Linked DNA regions of Mus musculus: region 2 is linked to region 1. A link is a loop called in an ENCODE intact Hi-C map of the cell type or tissue named here. Cell type or tissue: gastrocnemius. All regions are shown on one strand. Links, peaks and the distances in the headings refer to the core of each region. The heading gives the core; the rest is flanking DNA. Region 1 holds the start of Zdhhc11 (zinc finger, DHHC domain containing 11). Region 2 overlaps Tppp (tubulin polymerization promoting protein).

Region 1 (14,857 bases), core at 4,102-12,101:
TTATACAATTCAGTTGATAACATTTCTGTTATTCTGCAGCCGCTACACCCATTACATTTCAGAACATCACCCTGTAAAGAAACTCCATGCTCACGGAGGTCACCAGTGAATCCTCTGGATTTGCCAGTTCTGGGTATTCACCTTAGTAGGATTTCATAGTTGCCTTTCACTGTTCTATCTTGGAGGCCAGCCTCACTTAGGTGACTTCCCCTCACCAGACACTGCAGCCTTGGCCACTGTTCAATACTGGGTACTGGGAAGGCCCTGGAGGCCAGACATTTCCTGGCCAAACCAGAAACACACAACAGATGATTGGGTAAGGTACTGTCTTGAATCTTCAACCTCACTGTCTGGATGTCACCCATGGGCTTGTCCAGTACCCACTTCCCACTCTGGGGAAACTACCAACATCTCAGGAAAGGAAGAGGTGAGGTCAAGATGTAACATAGTTGGAACCCACTTTGCATCTCTTTCAGACTGGAATATACATATATCAATCACAGGTCAAATGAGAGGTATGTGTACAGGTGAAGGTTTGTATAGGCATGTGTGTGTGTGTGTGTGTGTGTGTGTGTGTGTTGTGTGTGCACGTGCAGGTGAGGATCACACAGGTGAAGGCAGGTACCGCTGTGCATGTGCAGAAGAGGGTGTGTGAATGTGAAGTATGTGCAGGTGAGAGGTATGCAGATGAGGTGTGCACGTGGGCTATTTAGAGATGGGATGTACGGGTGAAGATGTGCAGTCGGGCAGGGTGACTGTTTCCAGGTCTTCGGAAGGAAAGAAGAGTCAAGCAACACTGGCACTACCTTTTGATCTAACATGATCCATCCACTGCAGACCTTAGTGAATAATGACAAGACTTTGGGGTTCAGCAGGAGCCAGCAGTTTTCTTTAAGAATGAGGAAGTTTTACCAAGACTACTCATGTCCAGCCCTACAGAGATGTCATGAATACCTGGAGGGATACTGAGAACCACACAGTAATGACGCAAGGGGAGATGCGTTCTAGGAGGCTTGCTGTCACCCATCAAGAGTCCACCAACACATGTAGGACCTAGGAGAACAGGACTCACTTCCCACCCACATCCCTCGCCTGAGACTGACGGAGCAGATTCTGAACCCCAAGACTCAGGCTGCCCTTCCCTCCAGCCATACTCTACGCTGCTCTTACCCCTCTACCCAGTGTCTTCAGTATGTTTCACTCTCTTAATCACATGTTCCCTGTACACTCTGGACAGCAGATTCAGGTTAGAATGAAGACCCTGGACTTTGTGGGCACCTGGCAACAGAGCAGCTATCACAACACCCTGCCTGCCGGTGGCTTTCTGGTGGTGATGCAGCCACCATAGGGACCGTGAATGGAAAGAGATATATTCTGTGTGTCCTATCTCGGTCCCAGGGGTGCATCGGCAGCTAGCCCACTCTGGGAGCATTCACATCTTGGAAGCCCACAAATAGGAACTAAACTTAAGCTAAAATTTCAGACATTGAGGGAAAAAAAACTTCAGTAGTATTGTATTTGGAAATTCTCAGGGGAGAATGAGGCTTCATCAACTTACCACTCAGCATCTATAGTCCAGATAGTCCAGGAAGTGTTATTGGGCCATCCAGACGGTGGCCACCAGAGAGGAGCAGTCTTCAGGGTAGTTTGTCAGGCTTAGAGTTTGGTGTTTCTCTATGAAGCATGTGCATCTCAGCTTCTACAGAAAAAAAGAAATCTTGGAGATCAAGTATAAAGAAGTTGAAGTTGGCAGTGCACATCAGAGAGGCCCCCACACAAGCCTATGTCCTTCATTTAATAGATTGCAATAGTTTTCTAGTGAAAACTCATGTAAAGCCAATTCAGTCTCTTCAGTGGGTAGTGAAGCTGGGCTCTGCCTTTCGGAGTCCCCACCTGTGGGAACCAGCTAGCTCCATTTCCATCCAATCTATGCTAACCACTAGCCATACACCTCTATTATGTCTCACAGCCTGCAGTAGGTCGTCTCCTTGGTTGCAGGGCTTGTGGCTTTATGAGCTGTGGAACTTTCCTTTTCATGGTGTTCTGTATCCGCTTTGTTCGTGGGAACGCCCTACCACTGTTTAACATGTCAGCACTGAGCAAGAAGTGCTGTTCAACCTGATGAAAGAGGTAAGGATGCAGAGTAGACACTAGCCAAAGGCAGTAACGTTCCAACTCATAACTCCCTGAATGAGAGCCTCACGGGTGGGAACTCAGCCCACTGGAGACCCCAGCTATCATGTAACCTGTTTGGTTTCTTAGAGCTAGCAAGATTTCTGTCTGATGAATCTCTCCATGGGGGACATACAATGAGAGATTCAAGACTGGGAAAGCGCCTGAGAAATAAGGGCACTGATGTGAAATCATGAACATGATGAATAGATAACAGCTGGGTTGGACAGTTCAAAGAGAATTATGGGAGGAGGTACCTAAGGCCACATATAAAGACAGAATCCATGGCTGCGGGTAACATATAAGAAGTTCTGGGAGTGCTAGCTATAGCTGTGTTAGTAGTCATGGCAGGGTTCCACACTGAAGCCTACAGTGAAGAGTATAGAAGCAAGAGACCTGAGTCAAATAGTCACAGATGCTAGACGCTCCCATCACCTTTGACTCTTGAATCTAAGATCACAGCTCATAGCTTACCAGATTCACACACATCCTTAATCCTCAAGTTTTGAGAGGGTCAATTATCATATTATGAGATGAATGAATGAAGAAACTCCAGTTCAGATGGTGGGGTGTAACTTTGAGGGAGACAAGCCAGGGGATGTTGACAGGTATCACAGGCAGAATATAGACAGAGCCAGGAAGAGGAGATAGTTTGAGCATGCCAGGTAGCAAAAAGGAGGATTGCCGGGGACCTGAGACTTGTGTGGTGCACACGTATGATGTAGGGAGTGGTGCTCTCTGCATGTTGTGGAGCTGTGTGTTCTATGTGTGGTGTGCAGCTTTGTGTGATATGTATATCCCCACACAGCAGCTATCAAAGCTAAACTTTGGGACTGGTAGGAAGATGGGGGCTCATCTTGTTGGCTCACTGCCAGGTCCCTTTCCCTGTGAAATCAGTGTACCGTTGCTCTCCTTGTCCTGAGCCCCCTCTCGAGTGCTCTCCCTTGACAGCAGTACCTTTCTAGAAGGAAGTGTACTGGGAAGTAGGGTTTTATGAAAGTGGGTGCATTTGGGTTCTTATATAAGAAGACCTCAGTGTTGTTCTCTTTATGTCTTTTCTAATATTCGTCACTTGAACATTTGGGACAGAATTGGGTCAAGGAGAGAAGTGGTACTCTTGCATATCTGACCTAACCAAGGGGTCTATTCATGAAAATATGGGCTCACAGAGGTGTGGGTTAGACATACTCAGCCTTGTGCCCACTATTTTGGGAGCTGCAAACCTATCTGTCATGATAGGGATCTCCTGCAAACCCTAGTCATATAGATATCAGCTCTGGCCCAGGTTCTGGTAACCCCCTGACAATGACAAGTGGTATTGCAAGACATTCTTTCTATGACCAGGAATAGACAGCTTTGTGCCCTTTATGTCTCTCAGATGAACATCTGTGGCATCAACAAGAACTGGGTCCTCCCAGAAGCCCAGGAAAACAATGTGAAGAAGTTCCTACCACGCCCTCTGTCTAGGGTGAATGGCTGGTCACCACCCCTCCACTCCTTTCAGGCAATATCCTGGATCACCTACCTGGCCATGTCCATTGTCACCTTTGGGATCTTCATCCCCTTTCTGCCATATAGCTGGAAATATGCTGCCAATATTGTATCCTTTGTACTAGAAGGGTGGGCCCCTGGGCTACATGTCTTTTGGAAGGGGGAGGGTTTCTGAAGGTCTTCAAGAGAATTGCCCTGAGTCCCATCATGCCTATGCAGTGGGCTCTGTCTCTGCCTAGACTATTAGTTCCTGTGGCCCTGAAGTCAGCCCTATGACCCCATATTTCCTGATAGAAGGTGTTCTTGCTATTGAATGTTAGAGTCTGCTAGATATAAAGTGACAAGTAGGGTTCCTGGAAGTGGTGACCCAAGGAAAGGGAAGCAGGTATAGACTGCAGTCACATATTTCTTACAGTGTACAGAAAGGCCCTTCTCTGTTGACTCACAGAGTAGCCAAATCAATAAGAAAGGACTTCAGAAGCATATAACTTGGCTGTCACTGACTCACAGCCTGCTAGTGTGCTTGGTTAGCCCTATAGAGCCCATCCCTAAAGCATGGAAAGTAGACAGGAGCCCTGCTCCTGGACAGGCCTTTAGAGATGGTTCCCCAGGGCAGTGGGAAGATCTAGATCCATACTCACTTCTTTATGGCATGGTGTATATCAGGGTGGGCATTTGATCAGGGAGACCAGACCCTTAGGGGTCAATCCACTTAGAACCAGTGCCACAGTGGTGCAAAGTGGACCTATGCTCAGGAAATTGCATCCACAAGCCATAGTTGAGACCTGGGCGGCATTACATACTCTGGGTGTAGGCTCTCTATAGAGGACTTTGCTTTGGATGGCATTCCGCAGGTCCGAGGAGTTAGGAGAACTAGGCATATGTGAGTAGTGGAAGGAGACCTTTCAGGACACAGGGCCAAGTGACTGTTACAAGAGCCAGGGCAGATACTGTCACATCTTGGGGGTCAGCTTTGCTGAGAATGGATACAGTAGTATCTCACAGTCACCCATGACAGCAGTTAGAAATGGCAAGTCTTTCATTTATTACATGCATGTTCAGGGGAGCATCTTTAAAAATAAAAAAAAAACCAAAACATCAGATGTCAGAAACTATCACACATAAGTGCTGTGGTTTATATTGGGACCTGGCTCCTACACTCATAACCACTATACTATTATCTTCCTGGAAATGCACACAGCAAACTCCATCACTCATTTCCTAATATCCCTATTACCAGTACCACAGTTCTCTTTATTATTTTACAGGGAGTCCTGGGGATTGAACCCAGGGCACTGATTGTAGCATAACTTGTAGTTGGTACGTGAAGCTTCCCACAGTGTGGCACCTCTAGGTCTTTGGTTGAAGAAACTGGAGCAGAATGTCTCCCAGTTCAGCTGTGTCTGGTTCTTTTCTACGTAGTGCTAGAGACTTCTTTGTGGGAAGTCTTTTGAGAATGAATTCAATGTAGCAGGCAAAAAGTTATTCAGGTTTTCTGCTTCATCTTATGTTCATTTTAGTAAGGTGTGTTTCTCATGAAATTTCTTAGAATGTCTAAGAAAATGTCAAATTTCTTAGAATAAAATTAGTCTCAATATGTCCTATGCTTTTCATTTTCTCTCTGAAGGATACAATTTTTTTGGACAGGATTTTCTGTATAGCCCAATATGGCTATCAACTTGTGGTCCTCCAGGCTCAGCCTCTCAAGTGATAGAATTAGGTGTGTATTACATTCAGGACATATAGTAACATGTCTTCATTGGCTGCCTCCCTCCCTCCCTCCCTCCCTCCCTCCCTCCCTCCCTCCCTCCCTCCCTCCCTCCCTCCCTCTCTCCCTCCCTCCCTCTTTCCCTTCCTTCCTTCCTTCCTTCCTTCCTTCCTTCTTCCCCCTCCTTCCTCACCCACCCTCTTTCTTTTTACCTGAAACTTACTGTGAACATCCAGTCCTCCTGCCTCAGCCTCTACAATGCTGGAATTGCATGTGTGCATCACCACCCTGGCTTTCTTATAGAGACACACCTTTACAGTTTACTACTTTTCTTGACTGTTGGCCTCTTTTTATCTTTAATTTTCCAGCTTTTATCTTTATTATTCCTTCTTTCAACTAACTTTGGGATTCTCACCTTTAAGTGGAAATGCAGGTCATTGGCTTCCTCAACATATACTTAGGGTTATGCTACTATATTTTTCCTGAAAGTTTGGGGACTGTGCTGGGTAGTTTTGTAAACTTGACACAAGCTAGAGTCATTTTGGAAGAGGGAAGATTAATTGAGAAAATGGCCCATAGGCAAGTCTGTAGGTAATTTTCTTTATTGATAATTGATGCGGGAGAGACCAGCCCACTGTGGACCATGCCTTCCCTGGGCCATGTTGTCCTGGATGGCATAAGATAGCAAACTGAACAAGCCATAATAAGTAAGACAATAAGCAGTGTTCCTCCATGGCTTCTGCTTCAGTTCCTGCCTCCAGGTTCCTGTCCTGCTGGAGTTCCTGCCCTGACTTCCCTCAGTGATGGACTATTGCCTGGAAATGTACAATGAAATAAACCCTTTCTTCCCCAAGTGGCTTTGGTCATGATGCTTTCATCACAGCAATAGAAATCATAACTAAGAAGGCCACTCATTGCCTGTATTCCCAGAGCAGTTGCTCATGTAGTCTTGCTACATAGAAGACTTATTTTTAGAGATAAACCAAAGATGCCTCTGGAAGGTACACTGTGAGCCCACAGACAACCTGGCAATGTGCAACCCTGGAAATACATATCCTGGGATATGTCCTGGGATATGTCCACATTGTGGACGTGCATGTATCTGTGATACTTACATCCCAGGTACATTCATTCACCCTGACCACATATACATCTCAGTATGCGCATCACAGGCACACACGCATCCTGGGAAGACTTCTTCACCCTGTACATGCATCCTGAGCATATACACATTCCAGGCATATATGCACATATCCCAGATACACATGCTCTGGGCATATGTACATTTCAAGCACACTTGTGACCAAGAACCCCTGCCCCCATAACCCTGGCACATGCACTCTGAATATGCACACATCCCGGGCACATATATTCCAGACATGTGAACCCTGGACACACTTTTACTCAATTGATCTTGCAATGTCAGGTCTTGTCTGGGAGAGACAGGCTGAGGATGTCCTGCAGGCATCAACTACAGGTTCCGTGAAGAGCTTCAGATCCCTGGCTCCCCCATGGCCAGGATCCAAATAGCCAGCAGCATCCTCTTCCAAAAGGAGTCTTTGCTAAAGCCCAGGTTCTATATGGTCACCAAAATAGAGTGGGCATTCAAACCACGAGAGACTAAGCCATGTGGAAGTTCAAATGTCCACCATGGAGGGATACAGAAAGGTGTAGCTACCTGAGTCATGTTATTGAAATACACAGCACTCCACCAACCTTCTCTTCTCATCAGGGTGACAAGTTCCAACTCTGAGTGGTGGCCCATCTCACTATACCTAGTATGGAGCCCACAAACTCTGCTGTACCCTCCTTTGTCCTCCAGAATTTCCAGACCTTGTTGTTGGCCTACTGAGCCTCCATTGTGTCCTGACACCCAGGCCCTCTGTCCCCCAATAGCATCTGTCTGGGGTAGCCTCCTCTAACCAAGAGCCCTCAAGCCCCCTAGGTCTGCAGAGTTGAAAAGTGATGCCATAAGTTCCTGTGTGCTCTTTAATGTAGGCTATTGGCCTCCTGGGCCTACAACCATGTCGAGGGATAAGAGATTATACTGAAGTCATCAGCCCATAGCTCAATGCCCTGCTTCTTTCTATGCAACACCAGACATGGCACCCTCACTAAATGCCTTAGCATGGGTAAAAAACAGGCAATAGTTCAGCAATTTCTAATGTCTCCCAAACACCCCTTATACAAGTTTAAAAAACCCAGAATCTAGTCAGCTCTGAGTCTTGAATGTAGGGATAGAAACTCTCTGTCTCCTTACTGGAGCATGGCGATTGCCAGTCTGAGCTTGGCTGTGGCATTTCTGAGATGTTAGGTAGCCCGTGGCCTGTCAGGTTGACCAGGAAGTTTCAGCAAGAGTATGATACAGGTGTTAACACAACCCGCTGCCATTAGTGTGTAGTACCTGTGGGAGCCTAGTTACAGTCCGTGCTAAATCTCTAGATCGGCCATCCTTCCTGAACTTGTCCATCTATGCCCTGTAAAGGGAGCTTTCCTCCCTGCCTTTCATCTTTCCACATTCTCTTGAAAGACACTGGGTAGTACTCTGTCACCCAGTACTACCATGGCCTGGGAATGCAGTCTTCTGATGTTGGCCCACCTTCTGCCATGGGAATTCAGTCTGCTATGTTTCCCATAAAAATATTGTGTGTGTGGTCCGTTCACCATAGCATGTATGTGGAGTTCAGAGGACAACTTTCTTATCTTTTTTTTCCCATTAATTTATTTGCTCACTTTACATCCCAATTGCAGCTGCCCCTCTCCTCCCAGCCCCCCCTCACACAGCCCCTCCCCACAATCCTCTCCTTCTCCTCCAAGAAGGAGAAACCCCCACCCCAGGTACCAACCCATCCTGACACATCAAGTCACCGCAGGACCCAGCACATCCTATATTCCTCTGAAGCCAGGCAAGGCAGCCCAGAACAGGATCCACAGGCAGGCAACACAATCAGGGACAGCCCTCTACACTATCCCTGTAGAGAACAACTTTCAGGATTCGGTTCTCTTTCTCTAGAGATCCAGGATCCAGGCTGTCAGACTTCCACAGAAAGCCCTTTGAGCTGTTGAATCACCTTGTTGGTCTACAGTTGCCATTTTTTAAAGGTCTGGACAGGATTCTTCCCAGTGGCCTCATTTACCTGGTTTGTGATGACTCTGTTGCAAATGAGGTCTGCCAACGATGGTGTCAGGATGTGGATATGTTAAGGAGACACATACTGCCTGATAATCACTGCTTTCTTCTTTTTATTCCTAACTTGGCCCTGTTTGGCCCTGGATCCTTTCAGGTGGTTTTGTGTTTGCTGCAGTGGGCCATTCCTGCCATACACCTAAATGCCTCAGCTCCCGTTCTTCCCCGAGCCCTGCTATACCAACTTGGTAGCTCAGTCTAAGCTTTTGTCCAGAGACACTGGAGCTCCTACAGCCTTCTTGGCTTTTCAGCTCCGAAATTCTTTTACTATCCTGACTGGGAGCCTGGTTGCATTGGCATTATGCTCAAACTAGTATTAGTTTGTAGCCACTAGAGGGCACTAGCATCATTTGGCACCTGCTAGGCACCATGAGGGGCTGGGAAGTGAGGGGCTGGATTAGAAGAGCTAGGACTTTCTGTGGAGAGGATCCTAGGAAACACTGAGGCCAGAGACAAGCCTGAAGATCCTTCTTGTGGTTCAGATAAGAAAGGGCTCACCAGGCTGGTGGCTTGTGAGGGTCCTGTCGCCAGTGGGACTCCTCCCCTTCTGACAAAGGGCTAGATAATAAACACAGTTTAGTCAACAGGACCCACGGTGCAATACCAAACCTTTAGCCTAGAAATCTTCTTTTTTTTTTTTTTTTTTGAGTCCTGGGCTGTGCCAAGGCAATGTGAACTAAGGGGGGGGGGGGGCGGCGGCGGCCATCAAACAGCGTGTCTTAGGCTGCTGTTTTAGCTCAGCCACAGAATTTGCCCTGGAGGAATCACGAATCCAGACAGTATCAGAATGTTGACGCCTCCTGGGCCTCCCCTCTTCCTGCGGAAACAGGACAAGGGAGAGGTCACTAGTTCGAGGAGGCTAAGAAGGGTGGTGTCCTGAGCTGGCGCCCTTCCTTTGTTTGTTTACTAAACACAGATTGTTGCTAGGGAATGTTCCAGCCAGCTGTGGTTCTCATAGGCTCCCACATGGAAACTTCCAGAGGGAGTTGGAGGGAGGCCTCCATGGAGGACACCTCACCCTGCTTCTTTCACATTTAGCTATCCACTGAGACAAGGCTCTAGAGAAGACAGGGGCAGATCCTGAAGAAGTTTCTCTTCTGGGTTCCCTCTTGGGAATGTCACCTTGGTGTGTGGTAGGGAGTGGCCAACCAGGTCATCTGAGACAAAATATAATAGAGTAAGGTCACCAGCATGATTCCTATGGGTGACAGGAATATCACTGAGTGGTAAAAAGTTTGCTGGCAGAGTGTTCCTGGACAAGCTTTGCACAGGAGAATGTGATAAAAGATGTGCTGTAACTTTGTTTTTTGTAAGCAAGCTCCATGCTCTAGATGGACAGATTGAAGATTGTGGCTGAGATCTGAGTCCCCTCTGTGACCAGAGGGGTTTTTTTGTGACAGATAAATGCTTTTAGGGTGGCCTCCTGGTACTCCATGTGACGGCTGGGGACTGGTTGTCCTTTGGGGTCTCTTTGGTAGGTTCAGGTACAAGGGAACCTGGCTTAGTTGTACCCTGAGAACTACTTTACAGCCATAACCTCCCTATAATTGGCCTGTGTTCCAGGAGGCCCCAACAATATGAGTATGGATGCTGGTGGTTTGGAGAAGATATGAGGGTATCATGAGGTATAGTCACAGAGGGCCTGTGCAGTTGACATCAGCCTTACCTCACTTGCTCCTCACTTGCCCTGCCTCTTGGGCTTTCTATCTGCCTACTGGTTTCTATTAGAACTGGTCTGTTCTAGTGTCACAGGGAAAGAGACAGAACCCAGGCAGTATAAGACTTCCTATGTCCTGGACCCTCACCCACCAATGTCCCGGGTTCTGAACATGCTCCTTATTACCCATCGCCACGAGGGAAGCATATTAGCCCTCAAATTAGCTTCAAGGAGTGGGAACAGATGCTGGACCATACTCTTGTCATGGTAGCATCAACAGCTGTGAGTTACCCTGTGCCCAGCCCCACTGACCTATACCATAGCTGCAATCTGGTCTACAATAAATAGATCAGGTACTAAAAGCCTCCGCAGCCACACACACATCCAGTCCTGCATCAGCTCCTACTCTGGTCCTCCTGGAATACAGCTTTCTGTCTTCCTCACAGTCATTTCTCTGTGCTCTGAACCTGCTTCTCAGTCCTGTGTCCATGTCCAGAATCCTGCATACTGCCCAGTTCATGCTGGAAGATGGAGAGAGCAAGACAGGGCCCGCACCAGGGTTTGGGTCAGCATACGGGCCTCTTGCAGGATTATCCTACATCACTGATTCTTTTGGGACCTTCATTAAGGTTCCCCCCCAACACATGTCATCCACAAAATCCAACCCTAGCATGCAGGATGGCTTTGGAAATCAGCACTACAAGCCAGGCTAGCAACTTTGAGCTCTTAGAAGGGCTGGGAAAAGGGGCTTCTTGTTGAGTTAACTATCCATGTCCTGTTAAAATCCCTGCAGAGGCTCTTGTATATGCCTATGGCCTTTCTCTTGCCTTGGCACAAGGTAGCCTGCCTGTTGGCACAAGCTTAGGCTGTTGGGCATGGGACTTTGTTGGCTTCCTTTAGAGATGTCGTAAATACTGGTCCACCTGGCCCAGAAATCAGGGGAAGAGAGGGGAAGCCTCTGTACTTAGTACCTCCTTTTGTATATTATCCCAGGGACAGGAGGAGGAATGGAGGGGACAAAGACCTTCTTCTTGTGGTCACATAGGCTTAGATGGGCAAAACCCAAAGGTTCCTGAGAATCTCATGGTCCCTGAAGCTCTAACTCAAACTGAGGTTGGAGAGTACCCGCCAACTGCTGCCTAACCATGTTTCTGGTGAACATATCCTGTGTTGTGGCCAACAGTAACTCTACTGCCAATGGAACCCACATAATATTGCATGGTCTGGCCTGGCCTAGTCCTACTTATATCCTAGGCCTTTCCCATATGGAAAACACCCACCACCAGGTGAACCACTTTGAGCCGCTGAAGCTATCATTCCAAGGTATAAACTGCTCTTTTTGAAGGCTTTTCTTTGTCCCTGGCCACATAAGACATTTCAGGGCTTATGCACAGTGTGGCCAGTAGTTAGCTGGCTTGTCTGGTTCTCCAAAGTAAGTGTCTCTATGGGATATGCTCTCGGATGCTGCAGGCATCAATGACTAGGAGTCCCAGGGTCTTTCCTTAGTCTCTGACACTGTCTGTTCTACTGGGAGACACTTTTCATCATGTCAGCCAGGTTCAGGGCTGTGTGTTCCTTGACAGCCCAGGTGATGGGTGGGGTGTTCATATTCCACCTCATCGTGCACTTGATCGCAATTACCATCGATCCAGCTGACACCAATGTCCGACTCAAAAAGGACTACACGCAGCCTGTGCCGGCCTTCGACAGGTCCAAACACACACACGTGATTCAGAACCAGTACTGCCACCTGTGTGAGGTTACCGCGTGAGTGGAGTCGGAGTTTGGGTATAGAGTCCTGCTGACCCGTGGCCCCACAGTTGCCCAGATGAGCCTGGTGCTGCTGGGCACTAGCTTTCTGTGGCACTCCATGGAGGGCTCAGTCATGTGCTCACAGCCTTCTAGCAGGCTGCACTATACTGCCCTACCCTATAGGCTGACAGTTCTGCCTCCCAGTTCCCAATACCTCTCTCCCTTGGTGTGAAGAGCTGCAGTCTGAGGCCCAGTGTTGTCTTTCTCAGGTCATCTTTTACACACAGGCCCTTTGTGGTGATGGTGGTGGTGGTGGTGGTGGTGGTGGCGGTGGTGGTGGTGGTGGGTGGGTGGGGGTGCAAGCATGCTACATCCTTGTGGTTTTTCTGATAAATCTCACGTTTCCAGTTGGGGAGGACGGAAGGAAATTTCAACTGATGCCTGATGAGGTCCAAAGTCCCTGGAACCTGAGCAGGATAGCACACTGACTTGGCTACAGGAAGGCACTGTAGGCACTGGGTGAACTACCAGCCTTCAACTCCTAGATAGAACTTTCAGGCTCCCATCTAGCAAACAAGCCTACTTACAGGGAAGTCCTGGGTTCACCTTCCAGGAATAATGCCCATGGGCATAGGCTCATCTCTCTGCCCAAGATGGCCTTGTCTTTTCTACAGACTTCCAGTTCCCCACTGTCTTCAGATGGAGGCCCCTCCCACCATTTCATGGTAGACACATGGTTCTCATGGTGCATTTGGGGCTAACAAGCTGTTTCTCCCAATTTCTCTTCCAGGAGCAAAAAAGCCAAACATTGCAGCGCCTGCAACAAATGTGTCTCTGGCTTTGACCACCACTGCAAATGGCTGAACAACTGCGTGGGCAGGAGAAACTACTGGTGAGGCACTCTCAGGGTCAAGGCTATGACCTAGGGGAGGGATCTGTGGCCTGGGATTCATAGGAATAGGTGACATGTGATGGAGTGGAGGGGGCCATAGACTCTGGGGAACAGCACAGGGAAAGGATGACCTTTGGGCCATGTCTCTGTTTACAGCGATGGCAGGGCATACTGCTTATGCTGCTGGGTTTGATATGTGTTTGGTGGGGCTGTTCCTAAACATGTGGGTCAAGTTCACACTCACAAAGTCCATAAATAGAGTGCTCATCATGAACAGTAGGTCAAAGCCTGGCCTAGCCTCCTAAACTTACTTCAAAACTATCTACCTTCTCAATGTCATGGCCACCAATGGAAGAACAGTGGCTAGACCCTTGAGCACAGGAGTAAAGCATCTAGTCCATCTTAAGGCATCACCCTACTCATGAATGCAGAATCCAGAGAGCTACTGGGCATAGATGAGTGGTACTCAACCTTCCTAATGCTGTGACCCTTTAATACAGTTCTTCATGCTGTGGTTACCCCCAACATAAAATTATTTTAGTTGTTACTTCATAACTGTAATTTTGCTACTGTTATGGATATTCATGTAAATATTTTTGGAGATAGAGGTTTGCCAGAGGAGTTTTGACTCACAAGTTGAGAACCCACTGGCCTAGGCTGTCCATCAGCCCTGAGAGTTCTGAAGATGAACAGGATATTGTAGCCCCTTACACCAAGCCATTCTTTCCCCTGCCCTGACAACACACTGGACTATGATGTCCATCCAGGGAACAACTACTGTTACTAAGCACCTCAATGTGGCCTTCAAATGATCGCCATGGTTCTGACAGTGACTGGATGAGCCAGGAGATTCTTTCCCACTGTTCCTTTGAGAGCCTCCTACTGCCTGGTCACAGAGAACCATGAGTTTTATTTTTTGGTTTTTTGGTTTTTGTTTTTTTGTTTTTTGTTTTTTGTTTTTTGTTGTTTTTTGGTTTTTTTTGGTTTTTTTTGTTGTTTTTTTTTTGTTTTTGTTTTTGTTTTTTTTTTGCTAACCAAGCAGTTTCTGCATGAGGTGTGGTCTGCCCATGAGTAGTGAGAAGGCAGAAGAAAGCACACTTGCTGTGGCATTGAGACATGGCCTTTGTGTGCCAAAACTGGTGTCAAGGGAAGAGCAGAGGGTGATAAAGATACCACCCATTCTCACTAGTCAGCACTGATTCTTACCATCTTCACTTTCTGTCCCTCATTCTCCAAAGCCCGAGAAAGCATGAGTGGAGTCAAAGGCATTTAAAAAAACCATTTATTTATTTATTTACTTATTTTTTGAGACAGGGTTTCTCTGTGTAGCCCTGGCTGTCCTGGAACTCACTCTGTAGACTAGGCTGGACTCGAACTCAGAAATCTGCCTGTCTCTGCCTCCCTAGGGCTGATATTAAAGGCATGCACCACTACTGCCTGGCTTTAAATATTTTTATTTTTAGTTCATGTATGAGGATGTTTTGTCTGCATGTAGGTCTGGGCATCTCTTACTCTCAGAGGTCAGAAGAAGGCATTGTATCTCCCTGGAAATGGAGTTACAGACAGTTGTGAACCACCATGTACATACTGGGAATTGAACCCTGGTCCTCTGGAAGAACAGTCAGTGCTCTTAACCACTGGGCCACCTCTCTTACCCTTCAATGGCATTTTGATATAATTTGGTCCAAGAATTGAATAGAAGTCCATCTCACAGTCCTAATAAACAGCAAGCCATATGGATATTGCAGAATGGGTACAATAAAGTCTGGAGAAGCTCACACAGTGCATGGGAAGGCAATGAATGAAGAAGGTAGAGGAGAAGGAGGGAAGAGGAGGAAAGAAGAGGAGGAAGAAGAACAAGGAAAAAGGGAGAACAAGAAGAGAGAGAACAAAAAAGAGGGAGAAGAGGAAGAATAGCAATGAGGAGGTGGAGAAAGAGAACAAGAAGAGGAAGGACAAGGAGAATAAGAAGTATAACAAGAAGAAAGAGAATAAAAG
Region 2 (14,857 bases), core at 4,149-12,148, 57 kb after region 1:
CCTTGCTGGAACATCAGTGGCTGTGGCGGGTTCATCTGCATATCCTTGTGCTCCTGAGTCTTGCTGGGAAGTAGTACCCTCTCCCCAGTCGTCGTCTTCTTCTTCTTCTTCTTCTTCTTCTTCTTCTTCTTCTTCTTCTTCTTCTTCTTCTTCTTCTTCTTCTTCTTCTTCTTCTTCTTCTTCTTCTTTCTTCTCCTCCTCCTCCTCCTCCTCCTCTTCCTTCTTTTTTCATAATAAACTTTATTGTGACAGGCAGGGCTGATCCCTCCCATGTTGGGAGACATCATGTGGCAAGTGACAAAGCTCTGAGCCCAGCCCCTTTTGGGGCTACAGTGGTAGGGATGGGAGCAGGGAACAAGCCCCCTAACTGGGGTAATACCATGATTAGAGACAGGGGAGGCAACCAGAGGTCTTTAGCTTTGGAGAAGTGTACTCCCCCAGCCATGTTTTGACACTTCTGGAGTTTGGGCAAGGACCTTCAGGTCCTACTTGTCCTGCATCTTCTCCAAGATAGGCACAATCATGTCAAACTTGGGTCGATTTGCAGGGTCTTCATTCATGCAAATCTTCATGAGCTTACATACATGGGGGGAAATGTCCGGGGGGATGGTAGGCCGAAGGCCTTCCAGTGCCACCTTCATTCCAATTTTCATATTAGAGAGGTCAGCAAAGGACACCTCTCGTGTCACCAGTTCCCACAGAAGCACTGCAAAACTCCACATGTCTGCTGAGCGTCTGTTTGTGTCTTCAGGCTTCTTCTGCAGGGCTTCAGGGGCCACCCAGGCAGGCTCATACACGCGCCCAGGGCACTGGAAAGAAAACTTAACATCAGCCATGCTGATTCGGGCAGTCATATCTTCATCGATCATTACACTGTAGCTATTGAGTGCATGCCAAGGTATGAGAGGCTCTAGTGTGTGAAGAAAAGCCATGCCTCTTGCCGTGTCCAAAGCAAACCTTACAGCTTGGCTCTGGTCCACAACGAAATTGGTGCCTTCATGTAGAACATTGTAGAGAGATCCATATGGCATCCAGTGTGTGATGAGGGTTGGGTGGGGGGCCGGGGGAGCCTGGCAAGTATCTAGCACTGGGATGTGAGAAAATCCTGAGCCGGGGACATTCCTCATTGAAGTCCCTGCTTTTCCTTGTACTCCAGTCTCGAACCTTCAGCACCTTCACAACAATATCATTGCCCTGCCAGCGGCCTTTTCATAGCTTTCCAGAATGATTCTTGTTGAGCTTTGCCAGAAAGTTGAGCTGTTTGAAGTCAATACCGGAGTGTTTGTTCAGGGTCCCATTTCAGGGCCTTGTGCAAGTGGTCCCCTTCCAGAACGTGTCCTTGTATGGAATATGGTTGAGATTCTGGCCCATCTTCTCTGCCTGTTCTGGGAGAAGCTCTCTAAGGGGTGCCTTGGCTTTGTCCACAGGCATCTCTCTATACTTGTTACAGATGCTCCCAAGAGCCCCGTTAGCCACCAGGTCCTCTGCCACCTGGTCTTGGCCCCAGAAACATGCATAGTGAAGTGGCACATTGCCGTGCTCATTCACTGTATTGATGACAGTCTTGTATTGCAACAGCTTTTGTACAATGTCACGGTGTCCATGACTAGCTGCCAGGTGAGGGGGGTATCATCCCCACGATTATCACATTGATCTGAGCTCCCTGCATGATCAGCATTTCAACCACCGCAGAGCTGCCTTCTCGGCAGGCCCAGTGCAAGGGGGAGAAGCCATGATCACCCCCCTGATTGAGGTCATTCTCTGTGTTGTCCAGCCACAAGCGCCACCGCGTTGCCCTCTCAGCACTGAGTGAAACTGTTGTTCCATAGCAGCGTTCCGCACAGAGACCCCGGGACTGGGGAAGCCTCAGGGGAAGGGACTCGGGCCGCAGGTGCCTTCTCGGGGGTGGAGGGTGAAGGGGTGAGAGGGTGAGGGGGTGAGGGGGGGAAACTCCTGTCCTGTCCGGCCATGACAGCCGCCAGGCCCCGCCCCGGCCCGCTCAGGCCAGTGAGGGCCGCAGTCCCTCCTTTCCGACTTCCTACTGCCTCCTTCCCAGTCTTCTTAGCCCTCCTGGATGTCTGTCTGTTTTTTGGTTTTTGGTTTTTGGTTTTTCGAGACAGGGTTCCTCTGTGTAGCCCTGGCTGTCCTGGAACTCACTTTGTAGACCAGGCTGGCCTCGAACTTAGAGATCCACCTGTCTCTGCCTCCCGAGTGCTGGGATTAAAGGTGTGCGCCACCATGCCAGGCTTGTCTGTCTGTTTTAGGACTCAACAGCCCACAAAAATCCCAAAGAATATGGCTATACTTCTGGTTTCCCTTCCTCAGGGTCTCTTCCTCTGAGTCCAAGGGCCAACTGCACATTCTAGGATCCCAGGGAAGGCCTTTATTGTGTCTCCAGGGTCACTCACAACTCCTGGGCATGGCTTAGCCTCTGCTCAGAAGGCTCAGGTCTGAGGAACAGTTATCATAGCGTGACTGGTCTGCATCTTAAGGATGGCATTATTTTATAGACTCAAAGCATCCCTCCTGGCATTCACCCACAGCAGGTAAGGCCCAGGTAATGGAAATGTGGCTGGTGGAGTGAAGGGAAGACCCATTGTTGCTGAGTCAGAGCCTGTTTCCTTTTTCTAGAGTCTGCAGGTATCAGGTCCAGCAGTTGGACCAACACGATCATGCTGGGCATTCGGCTCCCAGGGGTCCTAGACCTCAGAAAGGCTGCTCTTCTTCAGCTCTTGCCTTATCTCGTTGCCTGGTACCACAGACTGCAGCAAGAACCAGGGACAGACGGGCTGTGAGAAGCAAAATGACCCCTTTCTTCTCCTTCTTTCCTAGCAACATGGCTGACAGCAAGGCCAAGCCTGCCAAAGCTGCCAACAAGACACCACCCAAGTCCCCAGGAGACCCAGCCAGGGCTGCTAAGAGGTTGTCACTGGAGTCAGAGGGTGCCAATGAGGGTGCAACTGCAGCTCCTGAGCTCAGTGCCCTGGAGGAGGCCTTCCGGCGGTTTGCAGTACATGGGGACACCAGGGCAACAGGAAAGGAGATGCATGGCAAGAACTGGTCAAAACTGTGCAAGGACTGCCACGTGATCGATGGGAAGAATGTGACCGTCACTGACGTGGACATTGTCTTCAGCAAGATCAAGTGAGTGGCATGCAGGTTTAGGTCGTACAACTCATATCAGGAGCTGTGAGGGCCTGTGAAGTATCTTGCTTGCAGACGCTGAAAGCTTGACGCTAAGAAGTGGGCACAGAACCTGTGGTGTCTGGGACAGTTTGGGCAGTACATTGGTCACAAGTGCCTTGGAACTGCTTGGCCATGTCCTGAGCTGTGGTCCTTGTCTCGGTCCATTTGGCCTTGGATGTGGCCAGGGTGGGGACTTCTGGCCTTGAGAAAACTTAGTTAACCCCAACCAATACCCAGGTTAGTGAGCTTTTGCTAGACATGATCAGGATCTGCTTAGGTGAACAGAGACCCATCCGCCGTGGGCTGAGTCTATGAGGTTAGTGTGAAGTTCAGGCCTATGTAGCTCTGTTTCCAGGGTATGGCAGTGGCTCATGACACCCTCTTCTAGCCCCTTATCCACCTCCATTAATTTTGTACTTGAGAAATGATCACATATGCAGCCAAATTGATACAAATCAGAGAATGGCCGTTTTGTCTTACATCCGCGTGCTGTCAGGTCCTGTGGTTGATCTCTGTGGGTGCTACTAGCTGAGCATTGCTTCCTCCTCTGGATTTGGGTGGGTGATGTCTTCATAACTGGTTGTCAATATCCACTTTCTTATGGAATTGTTGGTGCTCTTCAGGTACAGTAAGGCTTCCCTGCCCCCAGGTTGTGCACTGGTGCATGGGAGAGTCTTTGAGCAACAGCCAGAAGGGTAGATGTAGCATGGCAGATAGCTCCTGAGAGCACCAACGAATATCACATTCCAGGAACTTAGGCATTCCTGGAAAGGTGGAGGGATTTAATATATGTCCCAGTGGAAGAGGTGACACAAGCCAGTCCCAGATTGAGGGTGATATTGACATCTTTCTGTTTCAGCTGAAGCTAGCTGTAGCTTCCTCTAGATTCTGGTTGAGGGAAATGAAAGAAGCTGAGCCTGAATTTTCAAGGTCCTGGCCCCTAGGAAGGGGGCTCAGTTGAGAATACTGAGCCAGAGCCTAGCTGTCCCCATGCATTTCAAGGCTGATATCAACTTCACTGTCTACCGGGAGCTTGAGACCTCTTCAAAGCAAGAAAATCTCAACCCCACGCTCCCTAGTGAACTTCCTATTGCACACAGCACACAAAAGTATGTCTTAGGTTTGAATGGTAAAGGCTGAGAAACATGTCCCAAAGGAGTCCTGCGTCCTGACCCTCTCCAGGCTCTGCTGATCCCAGAGGATTCCACAAAGGATTCTGAGTTCGTCTATTCTGCTTGCTCTGTCTCCTGTGGTTTCCAACCCCAATGAGAAGCTGGAGAAGAGGCTCTCCATGTAGCTTCAACCTGTGAAAGCAGATGTTGTGTGTACACCGCCTCAGCCCTTTCTCCCATCCATCTGAGACTCTGTTCCTACGATGTCTCAGATCTACCTCTGCCCGAAGTTCAGTTATTGTGGGTGAGGATGGTAGAGGAAGTTATGGCCAGTGGCTCAGATGTGTGTGGTCGCTTTAGCCTTATGCCCACTGTGAAAGCGCTTACCTCTACCCTGGAAGGCCCCTGGCCAGGGTTCCTATGTACTTCTAGACTGGGGTCCTTAGGCTTCTGTCAACACTGCTTCTTTCACAGCTTCATCTGCGTGCAATGCTGTTGGGTACCAAAGACCCTTATGTGACCCCCTCAGAGGAAGGTCTACTGAATACTGTATTCATTGTATTGCTTTTATAGGAAGGACCCAGACAAAGGGTCAGGGGATAGTAATTCTGTCCCCCGAGTCCCTAAATAGAACAGCACAGTCATTGGCGCTCAGGAACCACGAGGAGTCTACAAAGTTCAGAACAGGTCATAAGGACCTAGGGAGATGCAAGATTATGAATCTATGAAGGAGCAGCAAGACTAGCCCACAGAGCCTCTATACTGCTGCTGCTCCTTCATAGATGACCTAGAAATCTTGATGCTTATAGTTCCTGAGACCTTCCCTATACATTTCACCAAAGTGACTGCCCCTGAGTTTGAGTATTGACACCACCATAGGCTTTGCCACGGGGCGGGGGAGGTTTTCCCAGGTTTGGCGAAGCTCACTGTGCTGGTCACATGGCCTGTTCTGGCTATCACCTTCTGGGAAATGTGCAGCCTTCTCATAGAAACTGGCCGTATGAGTTTCACTGGACAGTTCCAGGCAGGGACAGACAGGCAGGTCCTGGTAAACAAAGCTGCTCTGGTAGGTTTGCCAGTCATGAGTGAGGTGGACTGACCCAGGCTGCAAAATGATCAGCACTAGACCCTCTGATACAGGGATATGACCCTCATTCTGGTGCCAAGAGCTCCTGTTAGGCCAATGGAAACGATCTGCAACACTGAGACCTAGAAAAACCAGGTTAGAGCGTCTACCATATGTATACAGTTAAAGCCTTGTCTAACATGTGCATGTTAGCCATGCCTACTATGTGCATATAGTTAAAGCTGATGGTTTTACGGAGCTCACTGTTAGTGTCTAAACTGGCAAATGAACTTGGACAGCTCCTCACTCTATCGCCCCTCATGCTCCTCCTCCACCAGCAGGTGTCCTTTATAGACTCAACTCTGAGCTTACTAGAAACCCTGGCAGCTCTTCCTACACCGGGAACATACAGGATGTCTTTTAAGCAAGGCTAATGAGCTCATCATACTCTTCTCGGACATGATCCCTCATGATACTGTATCCTCAGTCATCCCAGTGTTCAAGATAATCAAGATCTAACCAAGGAATGAGACCCAGAGACTTGTGTCTATGAGGAAGCTTCTAGAAGGGATGGTTGGAAAGTAGGAAGAAGTGACCTTTCCAGAGGTCAGTCAACTTCTCCAGCTTCTTCTGAAGGAGGCTACCTTCCAGCTTTTGTGTGCCTATATATGTGCACTGCACCCCCATGTAGAACGTATGGTTCTACAGCCTCCTGGTGGGTGGTCCTATGAGGTCACGGGTCTTTTGGATGACGAGGGCCACAGAGGACTGAGTACTCCAGCTCCACGTGTCCTTCCTGTCGTGGGAAGCGCTGGACCCCTATGAATGAATCATGCGAAGCGAATGCTTGTTCCCAGAATGCAGAACTTCAGATGCTCAGACATTTCATTCCTGACTCCAGGACATGGTCATTGTTCACTGTAAACTCTGGGCTGCCTGAGAACTTTGGACTGTCCCTGTCTTGTAAGTCAAGGTCCTGGAGAGCAAGTATATGCAGCCCAAGCCTAGAGAAGGCTCAAGGCTCTGACAGTCTAGGCAGACAGACAATCAGTGCTAGGCTTGCTGACACTGTGGGGCTGATGTCTAGCTGGGCGGCTGGGGTCAGGTGAGGATTCTGTACGTAGAGACCCAGAAACTCCTTTCGCCTACACACCTAGACCCTTGAGACCCTAGAGGCTGCCATCCCCCCATCTCTGTCTTTGAACTCTCATTCCTGCTGAGTCTGGGCTCCATTGGGTTCCTTATGAATGATGTTCCTCTTGGAACTCTTCTGTTCTGGAGGAGGAGCCTCACTCCAGAGGCATTTGTGAACAGAGGATTCAGAGTCCTGTTGTCCTCTAGTGTAGAGGGACAGTATTCTGAGTACCAGGGTGGTGAGGGAATGCTAAAAAGGATCAGCAGAAAGGGCTGGGGAACTCTGGGATTGATATTTCCGGGAAAAATGGGGCTGTAGTGGTGCTAGTTGTACTATGAGGTCTGGGCATTTGTGATCCCATGAGGGGCAGCAATTGCCTCCTATAGGAGTTTGGAGCCTGGGAGGAAATTGCTTAGGTATCTCCAGGAAGTTGCTGACTCTGACAGGACTTGAGAGGGGAAAAAAAAAAGTTCAACTATTTCTGTTTTGGGGCAGGTTGCCATGGCTCTGCAGGCGTGGCGCCAGCTGGGGTATCTGCAGCCTTTGTTTAGGTCCCTGTCACTATGGCAACGCTTGTTTGTTTTGATGTTACTATGTGTTAAATTTTAAACAAATTTCTTGAAGCTCTATACCAAGTTTTATTGTAGACTACTGTTAACCTAGCAAAAGGCTCCATCCTGCAAAAGGCTCAGCATGGCCAGTCTCCACACAGTTAATGGAGACCTGGCATTGAAGCAAGGCCAGCTTGGTGCAGCTTGGGGAACACCTGCCAGCCCTAGGCATTGTATCTATCTGTGACTGTCTGCAGGGGATCTTTGTTCCTGAGTGTCTGTGTGTGTACCCTTGATTGCTTGTGGAAGAAGAGATACAGAGGCCTTGGGGTTGGGCTGGGCTTACCTACTGCCTCCTTATTTTAACCACCATACTACCAGGTAAGGAGGCCCTAGACCTTTGGCCTTCCTGGGCCTGGACTGGGTGCTGGGTAACCTCCAGAGTAAACACACAGATTCCTGCCAACACTGTGCAGAGTCAGAAAGTAACTTGGCTGGGGTGTCAGGGCCGGGTGTCCATTATGTCTGAATACAGGTCAGAAGGAAGCCAGGCCAGTCCCTACATGTAAGAAAGCAGGGTCTAGATCTGTCTAGACTGGGGATTTGTCAGCCACTGCTCAGTCTATGAGCTGTTTAGTGTTCCTTACATGCCACAGCTAGTTATAAAGGCCTGATGGGATGTTTCAGATGTCTGTATGCTGCCAAGGAGGCTCAGTAGAGAAGCCGCCTGGGCTAAGTAATCCATTACTCCTAGGAACAGGCCTCAGGTCTGGAGTCCTGGCCAGAGTTTTGGGTACCTGTGGTGAGGATGTGTTTCTGTGTGTACTACTTGTACAAATATCTCAGAGAATCCAGATGCCAAGGATCCTGGACATGTGAGGACCTTTGGAGGCAGCCTCTGTTCCTGGCTGTGGTGCCCACTCAGTTCCACTCATCTGTGGCACACATGTCACTGGAGCTCCTCCATCAGGCTCTGCTTCCTGGATCTCAGACAAGGCTAACAGTCCCATGCTCCAGGGAAGAGTGCCTGACCCTGCAGGCTTTGAGTGGAGCAAGATCCAGCATGCCTCTTACTCTTCAGGCGCCCCAGTACCTGAAGCCTTGCTGCTATTCTTACTTCTGCATGGCCCTCTAGTGGCTGTATATGGCAGTATAGTGACTCCTCAGTCGCCTGCTGGGAAACTTAGGGTTTTGACCTCTGTTGGGGGAAAGGCAGGACATGTGGAACTTTTTTTGCCTGATAGTCACTGAGCTAGTTGCCTCCGTGACTTTCTGCATAAGGCTTCGTATGTTCTGCTGAGTCTGCAGTGATAGGCCGTTTGGGTGAGAAGCATATTCTGTTCCTTAGCTCTTCCATCTTGCTTGGGAAGCTGGCTGGCCAGTGCACGAAGGACATGTAAGAGAATGATCTTCCCCAAACATCTATAACTTGTCTGAGCAACCAGAGGCATATCCATCCTCATGGCTTACCCCTACTTAATCCAGGTCAGAACCATGAGGAGGTAGGGGTGGGCAGATGTGCTCACTTTGGGTCACCGGGTGAATGTTTATCCCACAGCCTCAGGTCCCTTGGAAGAAAACAAAACGACAAGTAGAAAGGGGCTTTAAGGATTTGTTCTCAACAGAGGGAAGTAGCAATGCTGCAGGTCACAGATGCCTCCTCTAGGCAAGCTGGTGACTGCCAGTAAAGAGACATAATGTGGAATGTACCCAGAGTAGGGTCATAGTTTACTGAGGTTAGCAGAGTAGGGTTGCTGCTTGGCCTCTGATTTCCTGAGATGGGCAGTCCTTGTGGCTAACTGGCATCCAGGCCCTTCTAGGCAGAGAGCACATCACTTGCTCCCAAGGAGTTTAAGTCCAGTGACCTGCTGAGGGTACAGAGAACTGACAGGTCTAGACTTGCAGCAGCAGCAGCAGCAGCAGCAGCGTTGTCTCCTGCACAGAGCCTAGGTGTGGATCCTGAGAAGATAGTGGGCATGGGAGAGTCCTGAGGAAAGAACAAGCGACTGGTCTCTGAAGAAAATGACCATACTTCTACACCTCCCTTGAATACATATAAAGCGTCAGACAGTGGTAGCAACAGACAACTTGAGGCCCATGGCAGCTGAGGCTGCTTTGTGGTCCAGCAGGCTCAGGTCGGATCCACCGCATGGATAGGGAGGGTATAGTTCTCCACTCCACAGAAGCACCTACTCTGCCTGCAGAGTATCTTGTTGACAAGGTTGCTCTGTGGTGGTGACTTCAGAAGCCACAGCCATCTGTAAATCCCAGACAGCCTTGTCTTTTCCTATGTGCCTCACTCCTTCACCTCTTAAAAGTTTTCTAATTACACAAGCCTTGACAGGGACCCCTTCACAAAGTGCTGAATTAGGGGCTCTGTGAAAGCCCAAAGCCGAGGTGAGCAGTGGTAATGTTTGTGGTATTGGCCAAAGGGGATTAGTCCTCAGAGGGCTCTACTGCTGAGCCAGGTCCTAGAGTCCCCAAGAGACTGAGAAGGTGCCACTGCAGATATGGGAACAGGGCCTGGGATGCAATCCCAGGCCCCAGGAGTACACGTGAGCAGATACCCACTTGTAAGCCAGCTTTGGGCAGCCTGAGAACCAAAGGTAGGGAAGTGTCCTAGGAAGATCCCTTAGTCTTGAGAGCTCTAGATATGGGGTCTGTTGGAGAACCCTGCCGAGGTTTTTACATCTCTGAGGAAAAAGTGGGCATTGTCTTCTCAGAGCTATGTGGTGATTCTGCTTCAAGAAGTGCCTGGCTCTCCTGGGGTTCTTTCTGTGAACTGGGGCACCAAGACAGGACTCCATCTCCCCCAACAAAACAGTTAGACTTGTAAGGACACAGGCCAGAAAGGGATTCTTGGTACCAGTGGAGCAGGCATCCAACTCTATCTGAATGTGGCCTGTGATGGGAGAGCCCCTTCAGTTACCCCATCCCCCAATGACTCATACTGGTGGTGCCTGGTGCCGAGGCTGCCCAGAAATGGCCTTGTGCCCCAGCAGCAGGTTGCCAGGCTGGCCATTAGGCCTGGCATCCTCATGTCAGCCTAGGAAGGGTTGGGAGTAGGAGACAAGAGTGCCATTGACTTCTCACGACAAACAGAGCAGCCCTGAGGGGCCTTAGATCAACACTGCCCCCCACCCCCCAAGGTCCTAGGAGAGAGGGGAAAAGCTGTCAGCTCCAGGCACCACTGAACTATGAAGCCAAGCTGCTCCAATACCCTAGACCGCCCAATATCTCAAGGGTAGCTGGCAAGTACTGGGGCTAAGAGCATTGAAGGACTAGAACCCACCTTCTAAGACACAAGACATATACTGAGGCTCCTTACCCGTGTTAGAGGCCATTATGCAAGCTTCTATGCTATATCCTTGATCCAAGTGTAATGGCTCAGTGACTCCCCCAATCTCCTAAGTAGGGGTGGCCCCCAGCACGGGGCCCTATACGTTTCTCCAAGAACATTTGGCTCAGCTCTCCTGGTGTTTAGTCAAAATGCCCTATATATTCAGACACATGTATAAAGTATGAGACTCCTCCAGGCACCAGTAAAATTTCAGGGTGTGTGGGGACAGTAGTATTTTCATGTCTGGTTCCTTAGCACAGTCACTAAGGGTCCACTCCCTTACTGTGTTGCCACTGCTGTGTCCTCGCAAGGCTACCCAGGGAATGCTTATCTGACCCCTGCTAAAGGATATTTGGGTGATCTCCAAGTTAGAATGACTGAATAAAATCTGTACATTATTCATAAATGGGTTTAACACAAGCTTCAAACTGCATTTCTCTGGAAGCAGCCTGGCTTCCAGGGAGGCTGGCTCATGGTACATCCTCCTCAGCCTGCAGCAGTCAGCTTCCTGATCACTTCTGCTTTCCCAGGGGCGACTTCCTGTGTGTGTTGTTCCCCACCAATGGGTTTTCCTTGGTGAGGAGTCTGATCCAAATACTTGGCCCATTTGAAAATGTCTTTTCTTTGTGTATTTTAGATACAAGCCTCTTTTCAGGTTTATATTTCCTGCAGCTCTGTGGTATTTCTCTGTCTTCCATATCATTTGAGAGAGCGTGGATTTTAATATTCTGAAATCTAGTGTGGCCACTCTTGTCTTATTGAATGTGATGACTTGGCCTCATTTCTAAGAAATCCTTACCCACCTAAGGTCACCCAGGTTATCTCCAGATATACGCGAGAAAGTTATTTCTGGGGTCATGCTCTGAGTAGACTGAGGGAGCTGTGAATCCCAGCTGGCTTATTTTGCAGAAGTAGCAGATGTTCTAGCTGCTTTCTGAAATAGTCCTTTCTCCTTGACCTTGTTCATTTAGGCACCTACATGGGTGTTTCTGGACACCAGACAGGTCGAGCTATACATCTCATACTTTGTTAGTATCTCTCATCCCGTCTCCTTCAGGAGACTTTGTATGGTGTCTTGGAATAGTATAGTCTCAGACCTCTGACTGTTTTTAGTTTCTTTGTTTATTGTTGCTGTTTTGTTTTGAGACAGGGTTTTGGAGCCCTGGCTGTCCTGGAACATCTGTAGGCCAGGCTGGCTTCGAACTCACAGCATTCTACCTGCCTCTGCCTGTGTAGCCCATGCTCCACCACTGCCATGTTTTTGTTTTCTTAAACTCATCTTGGCTGTTCTGGATTCTATGCTGATGGAGAGACTTCAGAGTCCTACTGGGATTTTGTCAGCCAGCTGCTTTAAAGCCCTGAACGCTTAGCACTCTGCAGCTGGGATCTGTGGCATGCTTGGTCATACAAGGCAGCTTACCTCTGGCCATTTCACTGAAACTCCCCAGCAACATGCAGGACGTGCAGACTCGCATCTCTTCTACATTACGCCAAAACATTGAAAACTTCAGTAATTTGGATTAGTTGGGGGTGAATGCCAAGTTGAAAATGTCTTAAAATTACAACACATTTTGGCAGGAGGATTTTGTGAAATGAGAAATTATCTAGGATGATCACTGGTGGCCGGGTACACATGGTGGGTAGGAGCTCCAGTCTCAAGCCACCCTGCTGACTAGGGTGGCCTGCACTGCTCACTCTTAGGATTCTGATCAGGCTGGTGATATGGCTCCTCCCAGAGCCAGGAGAGGTAACCCCTTGTCTGTGGCTGGCTTACTTTGAGAGCTATGGCTTTAGGCTCTTTCCAGGCCACTTCTGACCCTCCTGTTCCATGAGGGGCTAGGGTATCCCTGGAAGAGTTTGATAGGATCTTTCCTGGTTTTCTCTGTTTCCCGACTCAGGAAAGACTACATACAGAAATGTCCTGACACTCTGGTTGGTGACATTTGGCTGTGACCAGTAGGGATCACTGCAGAATGCAAGAAGGGATAGGATACCTGTGGGGTTGGTCCCAGAGGACCTCTACCTGAGGACTTAGATGGCCTGTCATCCACAGAGGAAAGTCCTGCAGGACCATCACCTTTGAGCAGTTCCAGGAGGCACTGGAGGAGCTGGCCAAGAAGCGGTTCAAGGATAAGAGCAGCGAGGAGGCTGTACGTGAGGTGCACAGGCTCATTGAGGGACGAGCACCAGTCATCTCTGGCGTCACGGTGAGGGAGTGAGGCATGGGTGGGACTTAGTGTTCTCGATTGCATCTGTCCTTGGGGAGACTGTGGCCCAGCAGTATCTGAAGGCCACACTGGGTAGATTTAGGAAATTTTTATACTTGTCAGTCCTGTAAGTGTGGGACTAACCCAGAGCCAGGAGACCAGGGCAACCCCTTGTCTGTGGCTGGCTTACTCTTCAGCCCCTGCCACCTCCCACCTCCCACCTAAATGCTGCAATAAATGGCGGTGGCCCTTACCCAGCTGTATCATTTGACTTATAATAACACACTCTGATAACACTGTCTTCTATTCTCTTTCAGAAAGCTGTGTCCTCACCCACGGTGTCACGGCTCACAGACACAAGCAAGTTCACAGGTTCCCACAAGGAGCGTTTCGACCAATCAGGAAAGGGCAAGGGCAAAGCTGGCCGTGTGGACCTGGTGGATGAGTCAGGCTATGTGCCTGGTTACAAGCATGCAGGCACCTATGACCAGAAGGTGCAGGGGGGCAAGTAGCCTCATAGGCTGACGCTCTGGACACTATAGGTGGCAGGCACAGGACTTACACCCATTGCACTTCATTACATTCCTATGTTTAACTGGGCAGAACTCAGAATGCACCTCCACTAGGCGATGGTGGGGGCAATGCCCGATCCTCCTCCTGCTGGGTGCTTTGACACTTCTCCCTCAGACCCCAGGTTTGGGCCGTGATTCACTGTCCTGTCCTAACATACCTGCCCTGTCCACAGCTGGAAAGTGGACTGCTATTTCCAACTGTCTCCCAGGATCATACCATACTGGCCACTTGATTTTCAGGTAAAAGGGGGTGGTTTGGGTAAGGAGAAGCAGAGCAGATGCCAGAACTCACGCTGACCTTATCTAGGCACTTCTAGGTCAGCAGGAGCTAAGAAACTAACCAACTGCATAGAGTAATCCTAAACAGGCCCTTTCATCTTTCTTGACCACAGCACATGGCTGAGGCTACTTGGTGGGTTAGCACACATGTGTGTGAATACACATATGCACACATGCATATTAACCAACCGAGTCTGTGCTGTGAGAGGCCAAGAGAAAATGGAAGTTCCCCAGCGACCAGGAGAGTGACTTGGAGTATGAAGCTGGAAGTTTCTTCAGTGTTGTTTTAAGAAATGACAAGACTATATGCTTGGTCTCAAGAGTGATCCAGGGAGATCCAGAACATCAAGCTGCCATGTCCCATCACCAGGTTGGGACGCACATCATGCTGAGACACTTTGTCCAGACCAGGCCTGGACAGTTGTTCCACCAGTGTGAGATGGAAGCTTTTACCAGGGCAAGTTATACTGTGTTTTGCTCAAAATTATGTGTCTTCAGCTCTATGGAGCCTTCTCTGGGTTCAGTTTTCTTAACTTTTCTCACAAGTCTAAGTGTAGGGCACTGGAAACCAGAACTAGGCCCAAGAAAGATTTGCAGCATCTGCTAAGGTTTCTTTTTCTGCCACAGGAGAGAAGTCAGGACTCAGCCCATCCATGTGTGAGGATGGCACTTAGCTAGGCCCAAAGGCATGCACCATCCTCATAAGAGCCCCACAGCAATTGTTCCTTTGCATTAACACAGCCCTAGCCTTGCATGCAACTTGGTGGACTGTGTGGCCTTGTTTCTAGAAAACACACAGTGGCCTCAGGATATGCTTCCTGGAGCAGATGGGTGTTGAGGGTGGGACATTTTACATGGCTTGGACAGCATAGGTAGACAGCAAGGCTATCTTCCCCACTGCCATGGCACATAGTCACATTATCCACCTCTCTGGGGTTCAGAGAGCATGGCTTCACTGCAGCACCAGAGAAGACTACCTACTAGCCTAAGAGAGAAAAGATGGGCCTTAATACCAGACCTCCCAGACAGCAGGCTCTCTGAAAGTTCAAAGTTAACAAGCTCAAGGAAAATGGGGATGGTTGGCTTCCTCCCAAGGTTTTTTGAGTTTGCTGTGCCTGGCAAGTGGTGGAGCCTCCTTTCTGGAATCTTACCTCACTGGTCTGGGGAAACAAAATGACCCTTGCACTTCTTGCACCCTCACCCAGAACCCCTAGTCCCCATGTGGCTGGCAGTCTCCTGCTCTGAGGATGCTCTTTTCTACTGCCACCATCACAGCCAAGTAAAATGGAACACACACACAAATCCATCAGGAAGTGACTGCATGTGGGCCAGGGCAGAGGGGAAGGCTAGTAAGGCATCAGAGGGTCCCCACAACATGTAGTGGGTCAGATGTTTCCCTGACCCCCAAA

Evidence for each region. Peaks named below come from ENCODE experiments on the same cell type or tissue, not always from the same donor. Only the 100,000 strongest peaks of a DNase experiment are listed, where the experiment ranks them.
Region 2: it touches region 1 in a loop (10-fold over the local background); 25 of 42 quality-filtered maps call a loop at or near these places.

What each region holds. Positions count from the first base shown.
Region 1 is chr13:73,961,800-73,976,656 of GRCm38, forward strand. It overlaps Zdhhc11 (zinc finger, DHHC domain containing 11), which reads left to right and starts at 2,052. Exons shown (of 10, transcript NM_027704.3): 1 at 2,052-2,130; 2 at 3,551-3,772; 3 at 11,804-11,982; 4 at 12,758-12,859. The coding sequence starts at 2,122. Gm41002 (a long non-coding RNA gene) reads right to left here and starts at 1,977. Exons shown (of 3, transcript XR_873671.3): 1 at 1,894-1,977; 2 at 1,559-1,699. In gastrocnemius, for the core only: a CTCF peak has its summit at 8,894 (motif pointing right); a DNase peak (open chromatin) is centred at 8,916; H3K4me3 peaks cover 661 bases; H3K27ac peaks cover 2,730 bases.
Region 2 is chr13:74,018,307-74,033,163 of GRCm38, forward strand. It overlaps Tppp (tubulin polymerization promoting protein), which reads left to right. Exons shown (of 4, transcript NM_182839.2): 2 at 2,833-3,144; 3 at 12,444-12,597; 4 at 12,915-14,857. The coding sequence starts at 2,837. The coding sequence ends at 13,109. It also overlaps the pseudogene Gm6263. Among named protein-coding and RNA genes, the nearest start is that of Tppp, 16 kb to the left of the region's middle. In gastrocnemius, for the core only: a CTCF peak has its summit at 8,194 (motif pointing left); DNase peaks (open chromatin) are centred at 7,029, 7,241, 7,865 and 8,110; H3K27ac peaks cover 4,306 bases.